Regions from separate parts of the Homo sapiens genome. Here region 1 is linked to region 2. The links are chromatin contacts, found by Hi-C or POLR2A ChIA-PET in ENCODE. All regions are on one chromosome and are shown on one strand. Each heading gives the region's core, a stretch centred on a gene start or an enhancer-like site at or near the end of the contact. The rest is flanking DNA. Distances are from core to core; before and after follow the strand shown.

Evidence for each region. Hi-C counts contacts between places; a loop is a spot of excess contacts on that map. ChIA-PET counts read pairs that join two places held with the same protein, here RNA polymerase II (POLR2A). Pooled maps may share reads with other maps.
Region 1: a map of ascending aorta shows a loop between it and region 2 (1.9-fold over the local background). The contact joins the promoter of LINC02940 here to the enhancer-like site in region 2. A Hi-C loop is called at or near these places in 3 of 168 maps with a recorded cell type or tissue (ascending aorta, mammary epithelial cell and naive thymus-derived CD4-positive, alpha-beta T cell) and 12 of 50 pooled maps. POLR2A ChIA-PET finds 5 or more read pairs at or near these places in 5 of 52 experiments (AG04450, MCF 10A, OCI-LY7 and 2 more).

The regions. Positions count from the first base shown.
Region 1 is chr21:39,017,929-39,020,628 of GRCh38, reverse strand. It overlaps LINC02940 (long intergenic non-protein coding RNA 2940), which reads left to right and starts at 1,373. Exons shown (of 7, transcript XR_007067867.1): 1 at 1,373-1,631.
Region 2 is chr21:38,984,344-38,987,043 of GRCh38, reverse strand. LINC02940 (long intergenic non-protein coding RNA 2940) reads left to right here. Exons shown (of 7, transcript XR_007067867.1): 7 at 1-1,693. Among named protein-coding and RNA genes, the nearest start is that of LINC01700, 7.9 kb to the right of the region's middle. RefSeq lists an enhancer at 1,310-1,479. Within about 2 kb of position 1,348, at least 24 of the 41 ENCODE cell types and tissues checked have a DNase peak (open chromatin) inside an H3K27ac peak, as active enhancers do; they include ascending aorta, where a contact is called at or near this core.

The DNA of each region.
Region 1 (2,700 bases), core at 124-2,623, 34 kb before region 2:
GAAGAAGGCTGCCGAGCGAATGTCCTGCATGCATTTAAAGAGTTAATAAGGGAGGGCCAAGGAGCCTGATTTAAAACAGAATAGGAAAGTCTTTTAAAATATCTTTTTTTAAAAAAAGTAAAATACCTTTAAAAATCTTTAAAACATGTATCTTTTTCTTATTATAAAAGATTAAATGTTTGTTGTAGAAAATCTGGAAATGACAAAAAAGTATAGAAAACATGAAAATTCATCTTGAATCACCCAAGAAACTGCGAACCCGTGTTAACATTATGATCTACTCTTGATACACACAAACACACACCAGCACGGGTATTTTCACACTCGACCAAGACCGTCCTACAAATACAACACTTATCTTTCTTAATTTCTCTTAAAATTCCATAACAAGCATTTTCCCATGTCTTCAAAACATGAATTTTTACAACTACCTATCATTCTTTGCAACGGCTAAGCAATTTATTTAACAACCTCCTTATAGGTTATGTATAGCACTTAATTTAAACCAATTAAAATGTACAAGTGTGCCTTATGGAATAGAATAAGAAACCTGCCACCCTGAGCCTCCATTTTCCCCATCTCGAAAGTGGGAGAACTCTGCCTCAGCTCAGGTGGCTGGTGTGCTCTTTAATTAAGATTTAGGAAAGGCCTTGCCATTTGTGGGTGAAGGATTGCTACCTCAGTCAAAGGTTTGGCGTAGTCATCCTTAATTATTATGATGTGCTCATTATGGGCAATTAGCACATTGCAGGACAACAGAGAGGAATTTATTTGGGAGTTGATCTGTGTTGTTGTCCTGGGTGAGCCAGGGTGCTGGAGGTTCAGGAGGCCTGTGGTTGGCTCCTGACTGCAGAGACAAAAATCAGCCAGCAGCATCCAGGCCTCAGTGGGCTGAGATAATCGCTGATGCCAGGCTGATCCTGAGGGTGGGAAGGAGAAATGCCACCTGGTAGGGCAGGGAAAGTGGGTCTTTCATGGGTGCCAAGTGCCAGCTCTCCATTTTCCTTTGCCTTCCTGATTTTAATCTTCTGGAATACATATACAATTCACCAGGATTTCTGTCTTCATATTGGTTCATTGAGTGTTTGTACAGATTGTCTTAATGGCCCATGAGCTATGGTGTTTGTCTTTGGACTCTCCAGAAGTTTTCACATGTGACTTTTTTTTTTTCCTTTGAGACGGGATTTCACTGTATGACCCAGGCTAGAGTGCAGTGGTGTGATCACAGCTCACTGCAGCCTCGACCTCCTGTGCTCAAGCAATCCTCCTGTCTCAGCCTCCTGAGTAGCTGGAACCACAGGAGCACACCACCATGCTTGGCTAATTTTTGTATTTTTTTGTAGAGATGGGGCCTTGCCGTGTTGCCCAAGCTGGTCTCAAACTCCTAAACTCAAGCGATCCACCCCCGCCTGGGCCTCCCAAAGTGCTGGGATTACAGGTGTGAGTTGCCCCACCCAGCCGTGATTAATTTGGGCTTTCAACACCCTAAAATGGGAGAAGGTGGTAGCATAGAGTGTGTATGACTGATTGTATTTACATTTGTTGCAATTTGAAGAAATGTAGTTAGAAGTCCATCTGCAGAGAGATTATGACCATCGCTTCTGTCTGACCAAGGTCTGTTTTCCTGATCGGTGAGTACAGTTATGTAAAAGGTAAAGGGGTAGACTGTTTGCAGCAGGCACTGTCCTGGAACGTGCAGGCCACGTGGTCACCTTGCATGTGAGAGCAAGGTCTGCAGCTACAGTCCCTGAGGGAATTCTCAATGCTCTAGCACACTTTCTGGAATGTTCAGTGTCTTGCAAATAGCCTAACAGCAATTTCAGAAGCACCCAGAGATGCTTAGGAGCAGTAATGATGATTTGACAGGCTTTATTCCTAACACTCTTTTTTATTTTCATTTTATTTCTTCATTTATTTGAGATGGAATCTCGCTCTGTTGCCTCAGTTGGAGTGCAGTGGTGCGATCTCCGCTCACTGCAGCCTCCACCTCCCAGATTCAAGTGATTCTCCTGCCTCAACCTCCTGAGTAGCTGGGATTACAGGCACCCACCACCACGCCTAGCTAATTTTTTTGTATTTTTAGTAGAGACAGGGTTTCGCCATATTGTCCAGACTGATCTCGAACTCCTGGGCTCAAGCGAGCCACCTGTCTCCGTCTCCCAAAGTGCTGGGGTTACAGGCATGAGCCACCCTGCCTGGCCCCTAACACTTTTGATTGTGGAGGTACAGGGTAGTGGGGGAAGAATTGTTTAGTGCATTCTTGAGTAACCCCTAGTTCTCAGCTAGTCTGGGGAAAGATTCACATCCAGAAAGCTGAGGGTTCAGATTATTGACTGGTCCAGATGTAGGCTGCAGAAGATAGCTGGGGAGGCATCCCCCATAGACAATTTCCATGGCATCCAGGAATGGCTCGTTCCAAGGCTGGGATGACCCACTGAGTTATTGTCAGACTTTGGAAAAAAATGAATTGGGATGGCTTCAAACCCTCCAGGAAAAAAGGGAGGGGAAGATGCAGGGCATCCCACATCATCCCACATCCTCCTTCTTGATCGAGATAAAATATTTGAACGCTTGACCGCATTGCACAGTTTTAACTGGTCTAAGTGCTTCTGCAGATTTTGAGCTGAATGATACAAGCACAGCGCTACTCAGATTTGAAATACTGAGATCTTTTCTATTTCTCACCTCTAGGCTTTGTGA
Region 2 (2,700 bases), core at 99-2,598:
GGCAACTAGATCGGGGATTGCAGCTGCTGATGCCAGTCTAGTATTTAGGTAAGAGGATGCCTCCACCCTCTTAGAGCATGTGGCTTGCACATCCATTCTTTCAGTGCAGGAAGGGCTGGAGTGTCCACTCCCTACTCCCAACCCCATCAGTTGTTGTATGGTCCAAAATGCAAAGTAATTTTAATGTGATCCAAGATGCATATAAAAACATTTTAAAAACAGATATGTTATGCATTGCTTAGAATGATGCACCATCCGCTTCATGAACAAGCAAGAACTAACTCTATCATTGACTTCATCCACAAATACTAGAGGTGATGAACTTGAGGTCAAAGTTCCGAAGTCAGACAGCATGGGTTTATTCATCGCCTGCTATGTGCAAATCCTAGATGTCACCAGGCTCTGCTCACTTGGTGTCTTGGCCACTCTGGGTGATGTTTACACAAGGCTTGGTGGCTTTGAGATGGGTTGCAAACAAGAGATATCAGTTGTTGGACTTTTGCTTATAGCTTGGGGTTGGACATCCTCTATCCCTCGATACCTCCTTGCACCCATCAGCCGTTATCTTTGAAGGAAACTTTTTCCTTGAGTCTGGTTCCTTGTCTTCAGGTTCTAACCTCATGGTTTTGGATCCTTGTCCCTATGGTTGTGATCCTTCCTGTCCTTGGCTCTAGTGCTCTTTTTTTTTTTTTTTTCTATTTCTTTCCTCTACCTGTGCACATGACCTCTTTGAAGAGCTCACCTCCTCCAGGAAGCCTCCCTGGAATCACCCTTTTGCCTTCCATTCTCCTTGTTTATACAGTCCATGTCAGTATATCCAAATTGAATTATCGCGGTGTGCTGCTTTGCAATGTGTATCTGATTTCACCAAAACCCTCTACTGTCTCTAATCCCGGGTATCCAATTTCATGTGAAGTTCAGTGATGTGCTCCTCCCTCCTCCTCTTGCACGCATGAGCAGGTACTCAACACTTTCTGGTCCAGCTACATGTGACATGAGGCCACTCACGCTCTTTTTAATTAACCCTTATGACAATCATGTGCGTTATGGAGAAAATTAATGGAGGAAAAATTACAGAGTCACCCGAAACAGTTGCGCTGCTTATCACCCGGTGTTTGAGCCTGTTTCCCCTGTAATTAGATTACATGTGAGGCAGCCCCAGCTAATTGTCTGTGCCACCCACCGGGGAACTCCAGCTCTATCTGTGAACACCCAGGCCTTCCCGCCGCAGGACAGATGTTGGGTGAGGCTTGCCTCCCACGCAAACATCTGCTCTGTTGTTCCGAGTCAGTCACGAGAGCCAGCCGGCTTAGACAAGCAGGGGATGAATTCCTGGGCGAGATGCTTGATCCTGCCAAGTTTCTGAGCACCAGGCTTGGGCCTCTTGAACAGTTCCCTGCATCTTCCATGATCGGCCAGTGCCTCTGCTTCTGCATTTAGAAACCAGAGTTCACTTCTGGTGGCCTCAAGCCAAAATGAGTCTACGAACCAGAAGTCTCTTGACATTGACACTGATAAACTTTGATATGGAAGCATTTTTGTTTTTGGCAACCATCAATTTTTTTTTGTTTTTCCTCAAACACATGCATGGATGATGTGAGAACCGGTACCTGGAAACTGAGAGACTGCCGCATGTGTTTCGGGCTCCCAGCTCTATCCATAACTGTCTTTGGGGGCTTCCTAGGCAACCTGGGTTTTGACCCTGCTGCCTCCTGGTCCAAGAACTCTGCCCTGTGGCCTGGCAGGAGGCCTGGCCCAGCCAGGGACCGTGGGGGCAGCCTGCGGTGGCGGTTGATTTTTTTTTTAAGCACATAATAATTTGCAGATGTTGGCAGTTACCAGGGAAGTCAGAGCAAAGCTGCAAATGCCAAACCACAACAATATATCATTTTAACCGTCTTATTCCTGGAAATGTGACAGCATCATAGTAAAACAATTCACAAAGACGAATATGCCTGCTGCCTTCGGGCAGCCTACTGCTGCCAATTTGGTGGAGATTATCGGCCATTTATCAATTGTGTTGCTCTACAGAGAAGAAGAGAAATCTCTTTGCTTCTATTTGTGCCGCAGGAAGATCACCTGTCTTCCTCAAGTGACAGTGCATCTTTAAAAAATTCCGACTGCACAGAGCTTGTCTGAAAAGTGATACAACAGCATTGGTGTAGGTTTCTAGTGTCCATGCCAGTGGCTCTTACCCTGTTCTGTGTCATGAACCCCTGCGGCAGCCTAGGGAAGCCTATGGACCCTTTCTCAGAATTCAGACTTCAAATGCATGAAAAAAAGTACATGGGCTTCCCAAGGAAACCAGTATGTTGAAATACAGCTAACAAAATGTAACAAAATGTAACAATCCCCACCCCGCCCTCCCAACTGTGATATGATAGTGCACATGTTTTTTATTAATAGCTTAAGACAAGATTGAGTTGTCCGCCTTATAACCACCATAATTACAAAGCAGAGAGAAGGATGAAAGTCACTGATGATACTGGCAACAGCTGCAATGCAGTATGAAAATATCCGTGATTTCGACAATCACAGGTGTGTCCCCCACAGTGTGCTTCATTGCCTGTGTTCCTAATGGAAGAAAAGGCCAACATGTAGTTAGAAGTCAGGGAAAATAAAAATGGAATTTCTTTCCTATCTAAGTTCACACACCTCCTGACTCCTCACCCAGGTTAAGACTTTGCGAGGAAGAAAAGG